Linked DNA regions of Homo sapiens: region 1 is linked to region 2. A link is a loop called in an ENCODE intact Hi-C map of the cell type or tissue named here. Cell type or tissue: mammary epithelial cell. All regions are shown on one strand. Each heading gives the region's core, and the rest is flanking DNA. Links, peaks and the distances in the headings are about the cores only. Region 1 overlaps TEX41 (testis expressed 41). Region 2 overlaps TEX41 (testis expressed 41).

Region 1 (9,045 bases), core at 3,032-7,031, 110 kb after region 2:
ACCGGTTGAGCTCAGGAGTTTGAGGCTGCAGTGAGCCATGATTGCACCACTGCACTCCAGCCTGGGCAACAAAGAACCACCCTGTCTCAAAGAATGAATAAGTAAAAATTCACTTTAATTTAATTTAAAAACTACTGTTTATTATTTTTAGATCCTAGAATAAGTAATATAAGGCCGGTAATTTTGTTCGTTGAACACTTAAAAGCAAAAGCTCATTAGTTAAAATAAAATACCATTTTGGCTTAGAGCCATGTTTGGAGATAATTTTTTTTTGTAACATATCCAATTAATTCAATGTTTACTTGTATATATGGATTGTCTAATTAAACTTGGTACAATTGATAAATGTATATTTTATCAGAAAATTGCCCAATTCATCCAACTTATCAAACTAATTAGAATTAGGCATTTTAATCTTCCATGACCATCTTTATCAAATGATTATGTTAAAAAGTGTAGTTGTTAGGAGCACAGGTTTTGGAGTAAGGGTGAGAGGACTCTTCTTTGAAATTCCAGCACTGATACATAAGAAGCTTTGCTGTAATGGCAAGTGAAACCCCCAATTTCAGTGACCACATTTATTAAAAAAAAAAAAAAGAAAGAAACACTTTAGAGTTTTGTTTTAAGGATTAACTGAAATAATAGGCAATGCTTAAGTGTAGTGTCTGCTACAGAAAAAGTACACAATACATCACAGGTATTTATCATTATAATTTGAATCATTGTTTCTTTCTGGGTTTTATTTGCCGGGAATTTTTCTCTTCTTTTATACTTCTTGAATTTATTTAATATTTACATTATCTTTTTCTTTTATAATAAATCATTTTCTACTTTTATCTTCACTATTATCTTTCTTCTATTTCCCTTAAGTGGGTTTTCTTTTTCTAACTTCTTGAATTGAACTCTTGGTTTATTTTCATTTTTTTCTTATTTAATTGCAAAAATATTACAAGGCTGTGATTTTGTCTCTTCATACCACCTTGGCTGCATCTCATAAAAGTTAAAATGTAATATACTAATTTTTATTATTTTCTAAATTATCTTTAACTGTTAACTTTTATTTCTTTTTTGGTCTGAACAAAGTTATTTAGAAAAATTATAGCAACTTTTCTAATGGTTAGAGTTTTTGCTTGTTTTGTTTCTTTAGCCTTTTATTATTATTTCTTATATTATTTTATGTTAGTCAGACAATGTACCCTAAATAATTTCTGCATTGTGGAATATACTAAAATATTTTCCAAAACTCTACATGCCTATTTTTTCTGCATGTTTTATAAATATGATATATTCTATATTCTTTGTAGAGTTTATAGTGAAAGTACATTTTTAAATTTAATTTAATTATATATATATATATATATATATATATATATATATTTTTTTTTTTTTTTTTTTTTTTTTTTCCTTGAGACAGGGTCTTCCTCTGCCACCCAGGCTGGAGTGTGCAGCAGCATGACCGTGGCTTACTGCAGCTTCAACCTCTCAGGATTAGGTAATCCTCTTACTTTGGCCTCCCAAGTAGCAGGGACTACACATGTGTATTACCATGCATGGCTAATTTTTTGCCTTTTTTGTAGATATAGGATATTGCCATGTTGTTCGGCTGCTCTCAAGCTCCTGGGTGCAAGCAATCCATTTACCTTGGCCTCCCAAAGTGCTGAGATTACAGGTGTGAGCCACTGTGCCCAGTTGAAAGTATATTTGTTAATTTAACTGTATTAGTTAATTTTCAAATGGTCTCCATTTTTCTCTTGATCTACTAGAGGCATCAATAACAGAACAGTGTTAGTCCTCTATAAAAAACTGTTTCTGTACATTTTTAACATTATGTATTTGATTCCATTTTCTTAGCCTATAAAGATTTGTGGTGACCTTTTCACTACTTTATTTGAAAGTATACTTTTTCTGTATAAATGGCTTTTTGTAATTGGATTGCTTTTCCTGCAATATGCTTTTGGTTTAAATTAATATTTTCATCTCTACAATTGAACAAATGGACAACTTTTTCTGGGTAAAAATAAAAGATATCTGAAGAGACAGGAAAGATCAAAGTCCATCATGATACATTTAGAGCAGAGTAACTGCCCTTGTTCTCTTCTGAAGGGAACATCTTTGCCTAAAGAATTTTCTGCTGACATGCAGTTGATAACATGCAACATTAGCATGAAAAGTTGTGAGAAGGAAGGATTTGCTCTTGACTAGTTAAGAAATAGGCTTAACAATTCACAAATTTCTTATGAGATTAGACTTTAATACCTAATAGTCACCTTTGTCAAGGAAAATATATTTGACACTGTGGGAAATAATTGCAATTTATGGAAATGTTTTGAACCAAGGAAAGAAAAATAAAAAAGATTGCTAATCAGAGAATGGTTAATATGAAGTTGACTCACTGTACTGGAGGGAAGAGGGATCTTGACCAGCTCATCCTCTGGTCTTTCTCTCAGACAAGACTTTGTTTGGCTCCCTAAAGTCATACTTCATCATCACAATTAAAATTCTTTTTACATAACACTTTAAAAGAGAGACTGCAGTTCATCCCACAGATACCTTTTCACAACTATCATTTTTAGATATCTAACTACATTTACGAATCCTTGCTTAATGCTTTTTTATTTGTTCCTATCTTCTTTTTCCAGTCACAGATGGTAGAGGACAGGACTGTCTTGAGTTTAGTTTGCTGTGTAGTAGGCTTAGCACAGAAACATGCTGTAAAGTCTATCATGATGTGTTGCTGTCTCCTTTTACAAATATTATCCTTCCATAACTCTTCTCACTTTTCCTCCCAAAATGAGCAGAATAATTGATGGTAGTCCAAGTGTTAGGTAAAAAGGTAACCTATAAAGGACAGAGAAGTTTTCACTTTTCCTTTAAATCTTCAATCCTGAGCCAAAATTATTTAAAAACTGTATTTGACAAGGCCATAATATAAATATAGTTTGAAATATTTTCATAAAATTTGCAATTGCATAGTTAATTGGGCGAGAGGGAGTAGCAGACAGTTAGGTTAGATGTAAGTTGCTGTATCATCTCATCAAAGAAATCTAAGTAGCCTCTTTGTCTCAATCTATCCATTAATTTTCAAATACATTTCAACCACTTCAGAATCTACTGATTACTGAATGAGCTATTATCTATGTAGTCTGATTTTGGTGGGGGTGGGGAGGGCGCTTAAAAGGAAAATTGTCTTGAACATGCAGTACCTGGTAGAGGTTTGAATAAAACAAGGCCAAAATATACTGGCTCTATCTCAGGACATCCAGGATCCCTGAATAGTCTGTAATTAAGGAGGAGTTGGAGGAGTGGTGCTTGCATTATGTAAAGGAGGGATACATAATTGAATTAAGCAGTGGAGGAAGGGGAAGAAAACAAAGATCAAAGCCAAGTAACATCAGTTCCTGTTCTTGGCAATGACATTTATGATGAAAAAATTTCTTTTGTTATTTTGCATATTATACCACTCTTCTTCAAATGAATACACTACTGCAAAATTTGTAATTTACACAAAGTTCTTTTGAATATTTGAATGTTAAAGGAAAGCTTTACCAGGTTTAGCTTTAGGAGGTCTAGAAATCTCTCCTAATACTTCCTGTGTGGGCCTTTATGTTGGAACATGAAAGCAGCTGACAATGTAAAGAGAAAGAAAACCCTTAAGATTGAACATAGTTACTGGTGTCCCACACATAAACCGTGCAGTTGGGAGTAGCCTCTGGGGGCCATTTCCAGGGAAAGCCTCACCTGGAGAGGTCAGAACCTCAGGATTTTAAAAGCAAGGGGCATGCTTCATTACAATGTGGGCTGGAGGTGAGCAAACATCCCATCACTCTGTAGAGAGGCTGTTTCAAGGCTCACCCAAGTGTTCAGACATAAATACACAAGCAGGAGGCCCTTTAGAAAGAGTTCAGACAAGTTATATACTACCTGAATGTGAGCCAGGCCAAACTGCTCGGGCCTGAATTAAAAGGAAACAGTTTATAGGCTGTAGGGCCACTTACCAATCCATCTTTTTCACTGGGGAGAAAAAAAATCCCTTTTGCAGAGGTGATGAAAACCTGTATTAAAAGGTGACACAGAAAGAAAAAAAAGGGCTAAGCCAATTGGTTAAGTATTTCAAAAAATGAGAAAAAAAAAACAACAACAACATGATTTTTAAACTATTTAAGTGGAAAGGGCAAAAAGGGAAGAATAATTATGGTACATTCTATGATTAGTAGTTCCAGGCCAAATAATAATGACAGCAAAGAACACTTAGAAAAATTTAAGAATTATGTTATTTTTAAGTAGACATCTGTTTTTATGATAGCTACATATATGAATATGTTGATGAACCCTTTACAATAGCGTGAGATGTGAGGTTTGTAAAATTCAAACGCAGCCAATTAAGTAGGCCCATAGCTAAAGCCAATGCTCTTGAAAAGTCTAGAAAGGAGAAGTCTAGCCAAAGCACAATTTATGAATTGGTAATTGCTCTGTTCTATTATGGATATTAGTCTGTAAATGACCTTTGACATACTTCAGGCTCTCTTATGCACACAAGCCCATGGGCACTTGCAGATACATGCACACCTCAATGTAGATCATAAATGTTTATTACCATTGCCCATTATAGATTGAAAATAGAATGCACAATAATACACATAGAGTATCATATTAGTGGTCTTTGAAAAGTGCCCATAAAGGACATATCTTATTCTTTTGCATTAATGTAAAACATATAAGAGGAATTGCTACATGGTGCTGTGACCAGAAGGGATGGAAATGTGTCACCCCGATCCCCCTACAAGATAGGACTTGTTGACTCAATTGCTGGAAGACAGCCTCCATTAGTCAGCTCCTCCAGGGTTTCCAAAGTTTTATGTGAGCTGCGTGTTCCAAGACATGTTCTTGCCCCACCCTACTCCTTGCCCTGATACAATGATTGATTGAGGCGGATGTAAATATCCATCATATTCTGCCTAAGGCAGGAGAACTCTGAAGGGCTCTATATGCACCTGAGCTTTTGGCCAAGGTTTTATTAGACCTCCATGGGTGTTCAATTTCTCCCTCTGACCAATGCTACCTCTTATTCTGATGTACTTGACTTATCAAAATCATTCTTAGTGCCTTCTTCCAAGAAACCTGGAATATGGTCCTGGAAATAAGACCATATTAAAAGGATTTCAGTAAGTATTTTGTGCATCAAATTTATTTTATAAGTTGGGCAATGAAATTACAAAAGGAAGACAACCTGCTTAGGTTGAATAGTGTGTGACACATTAGGTATCAGGGCTATTTTCTAGTCTTTTGATTACCACTCACTCTTTTGATTGTGAGACTTATCAGGGACATTCGATGAGAATGCATAACATTGTAAGTTGTATTCAATTAGCAAGTGAAAATCTAGGCTATCAAGTAACTATAGTTGCATATTAAAATTATAGACAGGGTAACTAATAAACTAGAACATAGAGGCATATTAAATAACTTGAGTCACCACTGGCTCTATCTTTCTCTACATTTTCAGTAGCATTATGTAGCTAGAAGGGATCTTGGAGAACATGTAGCTCAAGTCTTTCAATGGTACACAAGCAGAACCTGAAAGTGTATGATCTCAGAGTTAAACATGAAAAGTAGACAAGATACTTTGATAAGAAATAGATAAACCCAAAGACAGTCAATGCATTACCTGGTATTTGGGGGGTAGGTATGGAGTTAAGGACAATACAAGGTATTACCTTCAGGTGGGTTCATCAGTTTTTTAGATAACGATTGAATACACATTTACTTCCCTTAACATGGAAAAAGGGCAGATGAAACTACATGACATGTCCTGTTGTTATCTTAGTTTCATGTATTTCAAACCTTTAAATTGAGTCAAATATAATCATTGAGATCATGGATGTTTATTTGGTATCCAGTATGTGCTAGGAAATGTTCTAGGTGCTGGGAATACGGTGATAAGTAAACTCCTAAAGTCTCTGACCTCATGGAGCTTATATTCTGATAGAAGATACATGATAATTAAGTAAGCAAGTAAGTAAATAAATGTAGCTCATATATATTAAAATGTCAAGTATGTTTTAGCAATAAAAATGAAGTAAGGTAAAAGGATAGTGTATTAGTGAAGGTTCTCTAGAGAAGCAGAACCAATGGGAAATGTAGATAGATGGATAAATGGATACATAGATGGATAGATGGATGGAAGGATGGGGTGGATGGATGGATAGACAGATAGATGATAGATAAATGGATGGATGTACACACACAGATATATAGAAAGAGATTTATTATCAATGAAGGATTAGCTCAGAAGCCTATAGAGGCTGAGAAATCCTATGATCTGCTGTCTGCAAGCTGGAGGCCCAGGAAAGCCAGTGGTGCAGTTCCAGTTCAAGCCTAGAGGCCTGAGAACCGAGAGAGCCAAGAGATATAGGTTCCAGTCTAAATTCAAAGGCCTGAGAACTGGGGGCCAATGATATAAGTCCCAGTCAGGTTCTGAAGGCCCAAGAACCAGGGTTGCTAATATCCAAGGGCAGAAGGAAATGGATGTCCCAGTTTGAGCAAAGAGAAAAAATTTGTCCTGTCTCCACTTTTTTGTTCTACTGGGGCCCTCCACAGAATGGACGATGCCCATACCCATTGGTGAGGGTGATCTTCCTTACTCAGTTTACCAAATCAAAAGCCACTCTCTTTGGGAAACACCCTCAAAGACACACCCAGAATTAATGTTTTATGAGCTTCTTGGCATCCCTTAGATCACTCAAGTTGATACATGCAATTTACCATTACAGCCAGGTGTGGTGGCTCACACCTGTAGTCCCAGCACTTTGGGAGGCCAAGGCAGGAGGATTGCTGAAACCCAGGACGTTGAGGCTGCAATGAACCAGGATCGTGCCAAGGCACTCCAGCCTGAGTGACAGAGCAAGACTGTCTCCACCTCCAAAAAAATACTTAACCATTACAGACATTGACATGGCAGAATATTCTAGGTGGGATTGTTAAAAGTTATACTCTGGAAGATTAAATTTGGGTAGAAAGGTGGTTGAGGAAAGAAAGTGAGCCATGCAAATATCTGGAATACAAGTATTCCAAACAGAAAGTAAAAGCCCTGATATAGGAAGGGTTTTGGGGTGTAGAGGAATTTGAAGGCAAGGGTTGTTGGAGTGCAGTGAGTGAGTTGAAGTATGATAGGAAATTAAGTCAGAGTGGTTGTCAGAATCTCATGACTTAGAAGCCATGATAAGGATTTCAAATTTTATTCTAAGTATAATGGGAAGGCATTGGAAGGTTGAGGGTAGGAACATGATATAATGTATCTTTTAGAAAGATCACAGACAACTGTGTGGAGGCCAAATTATAGAGAGTAAAAATATCATAGAAGCAAGTAGTATGAGGAGTACTGAGAGACTATTGCAGTAGCACAGAAAAATGATGGTACTGGCTTTGCTTATGGTGATAGCCACGGAGATGATAAGTTGTTGAATTTTAAATATGTTTTGATTAGGAACTGACAGTTTTGCTGTTGATTTGGATTTGGGGTGTGAGAGAAGGAGAGCAGTCAACGATGACTCTCAGGTTGTTTTTTTTTTTTCTGAGCAACTGAGTAGATGATTGTTCATTTACTTAGATGGTGGCCACTATGGGAAGAAATCAATTGGTGCCATAAGTAAGCATTGAACTATTGCCAATGGTTCATCTGTGGCATGATTATGTTTTCAGATCTCTCCTGATCCAGTTATGGCTCTACTTTTGCTTATTAGTGCTCCACCATTTAGTTGGGGTCAAAACAAGTACAAAACAAGAATCTGACATGCCAGAGTGCCAAAAGAGAGAGAGAAAAAAGGAGAACTGGAAAGCATAAGATTGTAGGATTGAGAAGCAATGATTATGGTGTTTGTCTTTTTTTTTTTCTGGAATAGTTGCAACAAAGCATACGAGATGTTCTGCCCTTCTATAAGGAATGTAGAAAATATAATACAAGGGTTCTTTTAAATTCTATAATGTTCCCCATTTTTATTGATATTTTCCTAAAATGAAATAGAAATGAATAATGCAAATAACTTTTCTGATTGCAATTTTCATTTCTATTCCTCAAAATACAGTGCTTCACCCACAGCTGTATAATATTCATTGGCAAAATAAACAAATATAAGAAAATTTTCTGATTACCCTCTTCTCCTCACAGCATTTCCCTGATGTCTTTGGTAAAGGACTGCTTTATCTATGGCTTCATGTATGTTTGTGAGAAGGAATGTTGGTTGCAAGTATTTGAAAGTTGTGTGTTTACATTTAAATTTCCTTCGAAATTTCAGTCACACTACTTATGCTAGTTTATCTCAAAAAATACTCATAAGGTCACAGATATTGCCTCAGCTAAGATCCTCTGAGAATTTGAAGCCTCACTGGGTCTCAATGCCAAGAGAGTAATATTTGAATAGTTGATGTTGACTAATTCTACTACCTACCATACCATCTTTCATCCAACCAGCAACAAATTCCTAAAAAATACATTCTTTGCCAGTTCTGCCAAGATAAATATGCTTTTGCCTTAGGAAAGTTTTGCCAAAAGCAGGACATGTTGGTGAGAAGCCCTTATCAAAATCATCATCCCATTATTATAATCATTATCATCATCACATTATCATTGTCATCATGTCATTATCTTGGGGTGGGAGGCAAGAAAAGCTTGTGATAAGATGATACATTTCTTAGACACACAGAGTATTTCTACTCTGTTTTCCACACGTCTCATAGACTCTGTGCCTTGAGATCTTTTAATATGCATGTTCAGAGACTTGTGGTTATAATAAAGCGAAACTTAATTGATGTGCTGCAGTAATATGTAGCTCCAACTAACTCTTATAAAGTGACAGCCCATCTACAGAGAAAAATTCCAATCCTTAATTATTATTAATATAGCTATCTACGTGATTTAGCTCTGAAGCCATTTCAATGGGCATTGCATTTTCAATATAGGTCAATTAATTTCGTATTAGTTGCTGTTATTATGTTGCCCCAATTGACCTATTTCATATTTGCAAGGCTCCACTGTAGAGGAGAAAAAGA
Region 2 (9,045 bases), core at 2,446-6,445:
CATTTGAGATCACCATAGGTTTATGAGAGATAATGCTTTATTTGAATAGAAAAATGAAGCCTCTTACTTGTCCCTTGAGAATGTGGGGCTCAGCAAGTGATATTATATGGCCACGTCACCCTGCTGAAATGTTCGTTTATATGGCTTCTAAACGAGGGGTGCTTCGCCAGGGACTTTGACCCATGACTGTGCACATAGCTTTACCCCCTTGCCGTCTGGGTGATTGTGGCTATTTCCAATATGGGCAAGTGTTATATGATTATTTTATCTCTTACTGTAAAGCGTTTTGAGAGCCTTTGTATGAGAGGCAATATAAAAATAAATTGAATTGAACTATGGCTTCACCTCCTCACTTTTTAGTGCAGAAACCTTTAGAGCAAAAAGTGCAGAGCTGTGACAAAGGACAAGATTAAGACGATGTCAGGAAAATGGTTAGCTCTGGAGAGCCCTGACCCTGCAGGAGGAGTTTGAGACAGAGAGAGACAGAGAGAGACAGACAGAAAGAGAGAGAGAGAGTGAGAGAGTGTGTTTGTGTGTTTGTCACACTTTGGCTATGTGTTATTTAATGTCTCTGCACAACTAGAGAAAATCACATTTGTATTTTTATTAAGTTAGTCATTTTGAATCATGAGAGATACAGAATCTACCTGAAGCTAATGCATTTCTACTAAGACAAGGCTTGTTAATTATACAAATATATCTTTTACATAACATATTACGGTGCATTAAAAGCTGCCTGGTTAGTCTCTGAAGGGCCAAGGTCGGAACCACATCATCTAACTTTCAGAATCGACAACTGTAATAATTTTTCTTTTAAAATAAAATAATCTTGGCTTAGGGTAATAGGTTTTTCCTGCAGAAATATGATTTTGTGTTTTATGACACTGCATCAATACATTATTTTAATAAATGGCTCTTGGTTCACCAGAAGTGCTGTATTTTGACAATATCAGCCAACCTTTTCATTTGTTTAAGCAGGAAAAGTAGGGTGCCAAAATAAAGCTACTCCAGAAGAACATCTCAAGAATGTTTATGAAAACTGTTACAGCTACACTTATTAGAGTTAAAGCATAGTTCTAATTTGTCATGCAGAATTCCAGGGAAGTGAGTAATTTCTATATTTCTCTAAATGCCAGTGTTTCATATTTTGAGGTAACAATTTTGCTTGTAAATATGAAACTAGCAACATAGACTGCAATGTGACAAAATATATCAGAGATTCGTCATTATCTGGCAATAGTTGTTGGATGTGTTTGCTGCCATGCCACGAGGTTTCTTAGGAAAGTAAGTTGGGGAATGGAAAGATTTATCACCCCAAGTTATCTGACAATAGGCTTAATTTTAAAAAATTATTCAAATTATAATATTTCTCAGTGGTTAGGTCTTTGGGGGATGGCTTCCCCCACCCACTCCTCACAACCCAGAGCCTTCTCTAGCTTTCCTTGTTCCTGTCTCCATGGAGGCATTCTGAGACTCTGTAGCATTTTCATCCATAGAAGTTCAGGCTGATTTCAAGATTGTAACCACACTGACTGTTAAATTACCAAAATACAGAGAGAAAATATCTTCCTGTACCCGGAGTCTTGCTTACAACATTGCAGAGGGTGCTTTCCTCTGTAGATTTGTTGTTTATTACTCCTTTTTATCTAAAGCTCTCATCAATATTTTTGCATAGTGAGTCAGATTCTCCCAGGTATCCTGGGGATACATGGGAACATTATTATCTCCAGGCAGTAAATGGTCCCTCTGGGGCCTGAAACAATGAATACCCCTTCAAAGGTGCTTATTATCTTAGGATGGCATGGAGACACTAACAGTCATTCATTTTTGTGTCCATTCTGCTTTGTGGAACAATATGCTCTGGTTCAGAGAAGGGATGCTTCCCCACCCCAGAAAAAAGACAACAGATGAGTGTGTGTATATAATAGAATATATATATATGCATTTCTTTTTCAAGTGACTCATTTTTATACAGAATGCAGTTTAAACACAGAAGCAGGCAAAGAGCTCAGGAATGAGACGGGGGAGCGGCGTATTTTGCAATTTACTAAGTTATAGGTCCTAACAAGGCATTTGTATTTCCTCCCCCAGAATTGTATTTATTTCCTCTGTAGACCATGACTCCATTTCTTTCTTTCTTTTTTTTTTTTTTTGAGACAGAGTTCTTGCTCTGTCGCCCAGACTAGGGTGCAGAGGTGCGAACTCGGCTCACTGCAACCTCTGCTTCCCAGGTTCAAGCGATTCTCCTGCCTCAGCCTCCCGAATAGCTGGGATTACACGTCACCACACCTGGCTAATTTTTGTATTTTTAGTAGAGGCAGAGTTTCACAGTGTTAGCTAGGATGGTCTCGAGCTCCTGACCTTGTGATCCGCCTACCTCGGCCTCCCAAAGTGCTGGTATTACAGGTGTGAGCCACCGCGCCCGGCCCATGACTCCATTTCTAAATGCGTTGATCCACAGGTAAAGTTATAGTCTGAGGCTTTGCTCTATCACCTTTGTTCTCTTTCCTCCTCCTCTGCACTTACCCAGTGACTTCCTACTACCATGCTCACACCTCCTAGGTACCAGGCACATGACCATTTACTTTTGCTCAAATATGCCAGGTGTTTTCATGCCTTTGGGTCTCTGTTCATGCTGATCTCTAGGACTGAAATCACTTTAATCATCTCCGAGTATTGAAAACTCACTCATCTTCAAGTCTTTCCCCATTCAAAGTAGCAGAAATGAGCCTCAGGTTTCCATTTGCAAAATGGGAAATATATAATATCCCCTTCCTACAGTGGCTATGACAATAAAATGAAAGCGTGTGTTTGACACTGTCTAGTAAAATGCCCTGGTGTTCTTTTAATAAATCACTGCTTCCCTGAGAACCAGGAGCACTTTGTACTTAAAACGCTTTTCCTCTGCGTACACAGACAGATGGAAATATCTTTTTCTATCCCTTGTAGGCCTCGAGGAAACACTAGCATTATTTATCTATAAGTAAATAATACTTATATATTTGAGCATATAGACCTGTGGGAACTTAGTAAATATTTGATAAAATGTTCAGTGTCACAACTATCCCAAATGTTCCAGTGTATATTCTTGGGCAATTTAAATCAGTACCAATTGAACTTGAAGTTAGTCCAAGTCACTAAGTTTGTTCTTACCCCAATGACTGTTCTTTGAACAGACTCTGACAGAGAGGCATGGTATATGACATACACCTGTGCAATTTTTTGCTGCTGCATGATTTTCTCACAGAAACACAGCTCAGTGATGAATTGTTGTATGCCTAGAAATGGAACTTCACTTACAGGATCTTCTGGTATTGTGGGCCCCACCTTTACTGCTTCATTTGTGGCAGTCTTTGAGCTGGTCTGACTATATTTTCAGATAGCAGTGCCATGAGCAAAAGGTTAAAGCTGCATAGTGTGAGTGGCCCTTTACTTCAAGTAGCTTCCCTGCATGTAATAATTACGACACAGAGGAAGAAGGCAGCAATTAAAACAGGTCACTTTAGTATTGCCACATGGCAGCTGGCTGAGCATAACATGATATGCACACATGCACAAGACTTCCAGAGGTGTGGTAGGCTCCTTTAACAGAATTTCAAGACTGGTCAGTATAACTGTCTTTGCTCATTAATGGAGCCATCTGATCCATTCACAAAGATGAGGCCCAGAGACTCAGGTTTTTCTCCATGTTACTTAAGCATCCTGTGTGATATCAACTGACCAGCTGGTGGAACACAAAAAACAAAACAAAACAAAAAAGATTTCTGTCTTTCAAAAATCTGTCTAAAAACACCTCTTGATTTGTTTTCTAAATTTTGCATATTTATAAACACCCTTGTTCTTCCCCCCCTCAGGGGAGCTGACTTCTTCAAAATGTGTGTGGAAAGCTCAATTTTTGTATTGGCAGCTTCATGTCCAGCCCAAAAACCACATCCCACAAACCATTGAGAGAGGCAGGATAACCCTCAGGATGCCGTCTTTAGATTGAGATCACCTGGCTCTGAAAAAGCCTGCTCTGGACCTAGTCATTTTAGGTTTAAACCTTGCGAAACTCAGTTTCCCCAAATTGCACATACCCGTATCTCTCACCTCTGCCAATCAAACCCACAAATTTAAAAAGGGTTTGAAGGAAGGAAAAGACCACCAAATCCTTCCAAAGATCCATGGGAGTGAGTCTGTCTGTCTTTCTTTCTTTGTCTTTCTTTCTTTCTTTCCTCCTTTCCTTTCTCCTTCCTTCCTTCCTTCCTTCCTTCCTTTCCTTTCCCTTCCCTTCCCTTCCTTTCCTTTCCGTTTCCTTCCTTCCTTCCTTCCTTCCTTCCTTCCTTCCTTCCTTCCTCCTTTCCTTCCTTCTTTCTTTTTTTCTCTTTCTTTCTTTCTTTCTTTCTTTCTTTCTTTCTTTCTTTCTTTCTTTCTTTCTTTCTTTTTCTTTCTTTCAAAATAAAACAAAACAAACATTGAATTACAGTTAGATTCCCAGGCCAGGGGTTTTCAAGTTCTCACATGTCTCAATGAAAGTCAGCCTAATTGGTATAAATCGGACTTTTGTATTATAGATATCCAAGTATGATGAGTTATATTATGATACATTTCAGTGAGTCAGATACACTCTATTCAATGGTATGTTTAAGAAAAAAATAAACCTGCTTCATTTCTTCATTAGAGGATGCTTATTTATAGTGCAATATATATCTACCTCCACTGTAACATTAACGTTTTGACTGCTTTTTAACTATAAAATTTGATATTGTTGTGGCAGCTGCACTATTCAAATGATAGCTGTAGTACAGCTGTTATCAGTGAGGGAAATTTATAGCTTCCTTACACAGATAAAGATATGTGCATATTTACTTTTAGTTTTACTGCTGGTGTCCTATATTTTAATGACACGAGGTGAGATAAAAGAATATTATAATGAAGAAGTTCTTTAATTCTGCAAATACAAACTCCACACTTCATATGAAACCCTGTTGTAACTTTCTATAAATTCCCAGTCTTTTCCTTCAGTGAAACAGCCTATATCCATAAAGATCTTATATCCCGTAAGTTTACAAAGTTTGTTTTTGGCATTTCTTTTACATCAAAGGCTGGATAGAAGAAAAAGGGAAGGAGAAGGAGAGAAAAAAGTGGAGAGAGAAAGAGGGAAATGAGTGAGTAACCTAAAAGCAGTTACAACAGTTTTTAAATTTTGGTACCTAATTCCTCAAGGAAGTTAGTTGATTTGAAATTTTAGATTCAACTTCAAGTCAGTTTGGAAGCATACAGCTTGCCATTCAGTAGACAGTAAAGAAAAGGAGCAGAAAGTTGAAAACATTGTTTTCTCCAACTGACTATGTCTCTTGTTCTGTGTCTTACTATTGTCTTGAACCAATAACCTCATGACAGATGGGCAGAATCAAGAGCTCTTGGCAGTTTGGATCAGATCTGATAAGCATTCAGGTCTGTTTGGTATTGAAACAGAGTTGGAAATCACATGAAGACAGGCGTTCTCAGAAAAGTCCCATTACTGGGTATTTTCTGAAGGGTTGAAAGTATTGCTAGAAGGGTCTTTGGAGTATTTGGGGTTTCATGATTGATATCAGGCAATACATAGGTGCCCAGTGCACTTTCAAAAGTATTAATCACACTCTTTAAAACAGAGGAAAGTTTGATCTGTTATTTCATTATCTCAAAGCCCAGAAGTATCGCATATACTCATACCCTCCTCTCAGTTTTCTGTTCAGACTTGTGGCTTTAAAATGCATTATTTCTATTTACATATGAATAAACCTGTGAACTTAGCAAATACCAGTGCCCTATGGCATATGGGGTTTAAGGGAACATATCTAAATCTCCCAATTACCAGATAAGTATTTTACAGCTCTCAAAATTTCATCACATACATATTAGAAAATAAATTGGCAATTCAAAAGTTATTCAGTAAGCAGATCAGGTAATTTTACCTGTATTTATAGAAAATGAAAGCAGAAATCCTCATTATCTGTTCCTTCTATGGCTCAGTAATTGGATGGAAGCTTTGTTAGTATTTTAAGCTAATTTAATGTAGTAGGGATTGACTTTTGCACTAGAGTCTTATCTAGTTATTGTTCTTCATTCTTCAGTCATATGCAAACCACATTTCTACTAAATATGTATCAAACTGCAACTTCTAAAAAGTTCATAGGTGTCTTCTTAATAAAGTCCAAATTGCTGCCTTTCTGAATTAGACAAGACAGTTCTGGTATATGAATTATCGTTCCTGTAATAATTGCCTGCAACTGAGTAACACATGGAGAACATCTTCAGTAAATATAGAAATATCTGAGTTTGCTAAATAGTCTTTGCACTGTTTCATGATAAAGCTATGCCAGTCAATTAATTCAGCTCTCGGGGATGTGAACACATAGTACAGCATATACTGAAACGAGGGAATTGGGATCTGCAACTTAGAACAAATTAGACATCTTTAGGAGTCAAGCAGATATTCAATTGCCATCTTATTTCTCCACGCAATAAATGTCTTGGTTTAAAAATATTTATCAAGAATATGAATAAAACTTCAAGATAAGTATTTTTTACCACCCCAAACCCCACCATCTTGCTTCACCATTCCCCACTTCCCACCAATATGGCCTGGCAACCTGTGTCAAAGGTTTTTTTTTTTTTTTTTTGAGACAGAGTCTCGCTCTGTCACCCAGGCTGGAGTGCGGTGGCATGATCTCTGCTCACCACAAGCTCCGCCTCCCGGGTTCACACTGTTCTCCTGCCTCAGCCTCCCTAGTAGCTGGGACCCGCCACCAAGCCCGGCTAATTTTTGTATTTTTAGTAGAGACAGGGTTTCATCATGTTAACCAGGATGGTCTCGATCTCCTAACCTCGTGAACCGCCCGCCTCGGCCTCCCAAAGGGGTTTTTGGTTTTAATTAATATTTTACCAGAGTCCATTTTAAAGACTATGGACATATGGGTTCTATTTTCAGGTGTTTTCTAAATAAATTTTCAGTGTGTATGGGTGCTTATGGTAATTTAGTTTTCTTGTTTATGTGAAAAAACCCTATAAAAATGCCAAATATCACACATTTCTATCCCAAATTTTAATATCAAACCTTAGAACTGACAGCACTTATCAAAAGTATGAAATTTTCCTTAGAGTAATACAGATGAGAAAACTTCTGGTGAAGAAAAAATCACCACATGAATAAGATCATAAATATATTTAAATTATTTTTGTCAGGTGCTTAACTGTATTTCATCCTAAAATGAGTCCTGTCAATGGATTAAAAGTAATGACATCTTTGCTGTTATAAATCCAACATGAAACATACAATCATGTAGGTTTATTTAGAATTTGAGTTTAACAATTTGAGTGCTAATTTATTTGCTTTTATTTTTATTTATTTGTTTATTTTTTTGAGATGGAGTTTTGCTTTTGTTGCCCAGGCTGGAGTGCAGTGGCACGATCTCGGCTCACTGCAACCTCTGCCTCCTGGGTTCAAGTGATTCTCCCACATCAGCCTCTCGAGTAGCTGGGATTACAGGCATGCGCCACCACGCCCAGCTAGTTTTGTATTTTTAGTAGAGATGGGGTTTCTTCATGCTGGTCAGGCTGGTCTCAAACTCCTGACCTCAGGTGATCTGCCCGCATCAGCCTCCCAAAGTGCTGGGGTAATAGGCGTGAGCCACCGTGCTCGGCCTTGTTTTTATTTTCTAGAAATTCTACTGCCTAAAGTTCTGCAAGTACTTGATTGATTGATTGATTTCAATGTAATCTATACTTTCTCCACTCAGTTGGGTCAATCTTTTTTTTTTCTTTTTTCTTTTTCTTTTCTTTTTTTTTTTTTTTTTTGAGACGGAGTCTCAATCTGTTGCCCAGTCTGGAGTGCAGTGGTGCAATCTTGGCTACTGCAACCTCCACCTCCTGGGTTCTAGCCATTCGCCTGTCTCAGCCTCCTGAGTAGCTGGGATTACAGGTGCCCACCACCATGCCTGGCTAATTTTTGTATTTTTAGTAGAGACATAGTTTCACCATGTTGGCCAGACTGGTTTGGAACACCTCACCTCAGGCGATCTGCCTGCCTCAGCCTTCCAAAGTGCTGGGGTTACAGGCATGAGCCACTATGCCCGGCCAATCATTTTTAATTGGATCATCTGATCACTGGCTATTTATTAACTGCAACTTAAGTAAACTAGCATTTATCCAATTTCAATGTTTGAAGGAGTTTGTAAATGGTCTCCATATAAAGCAGGCAGGAAAAGTTGAAGGATTGACATTTTTTCAAATGCATTTTCAGTTAGAGTGAGTTGTCTCTTTTCTCACAAAGAATGGCTGCATTATTCTTTGCTTCCAGGTTGTGACTGCATTTGAGGATGAGTCAGTGGGGAGTGGTGGTGTGAAAAGATCATTGAGAAACCCTGGTTCTCTCCTGGGAATTTGAAAGCATCATAGTATGCAATTCCTACAGCAAGCCTAGAAAATAGTAGAATTGGGCATGCTGGGTAACTAAAGATTAGAGAAGCTAGGTAATTTTATGTATTGCTATCTAGCTTATAAGATACACAGTGAAAATTCAGGAGCTACCAGAGATTCATTGAGACTTTAGAGAAATGCTCTCTGGTAGACAGATGTCAGCCACAAATACAAGCGAGCCAAATATGTAATGTTAAGTTTTCTAGTCACATTCAAAAGAGTAAAGGGAATCAGGTGAAATTAATTTTGATACTATACTTTATTGAATATACCTACTTTTAATTTCAACATATAAGAATAAAAATTATTAATGAGATATTTCTATTATTTTTTTCATGCTAAGTCTTCATAGTTCAGTGTGTATTTTCACTTATAGCATATCTTGGTTTCGAGCCAGTCACATGTCAAGTGCTCAATGTGGCTAGTGGCCCTCGTATCAGACAGCATAACCTTAGAGTCCTTGAGAGGCCAAAAGTAGCACAGATAGTATTGTTATTGATTGACTAGTGATCATTGTACTAAATAGCCAAGAATTCCAGAGAAAAATGGACCTACTGGCATAGGCATTCCCTTTGGGCTATGTAGTGAAGGGCTGGTCTTATT

What was found. Peaks named below come from ENCODE experiments on the same cell type or tissue, not always from the same donor. Only the 100,000 strongest peaks of a DNase experiment are listed, where the experiment ranks them.
Region 1: it touches region 2 in a loop (2.9-fold over the local background); 1 of 110 quality-filtered maps calls a loop at or near these places.

The regions. Positions count from the first base shown.
Region 1 is chr2:145,056,237-145,065,281 of GRCh38, forward strand. All of the region lies in intron 3 of TEX41 (testis expressed 41), which reads left to right. All of the region lies in intron 3 of LOC100505498 (a long non-coding RNA gene), which reads left to right. Among named protein-coding and RNA genes, the nearest start is that of LINC01966, 180 kb to the left of the region's middle. In mammary epithelial cell, for the core only: no CTCF peak of the experiment used is centred there; a DNase peak (open chromatin) is centred at 4,835; H3K27ac peaks cover 815 bases.
Region 2 is chr2:144,943,025-144,952,069 of GRCh38, forward strand. The region is part of intron 3 of TEX41 (testis expressed 41); the gene reads left to right. Among named protein-coding and RNA genes, the nearest start is that of LINC01966, 66 kb to the left of the region's middle. In mammary epithelial cell, for the core only: no CTCF peak of the experiment used is centred there; a DNase peak (open chromatin) is centred at 4,537; H3K27ac peaks cover 2,780 bases.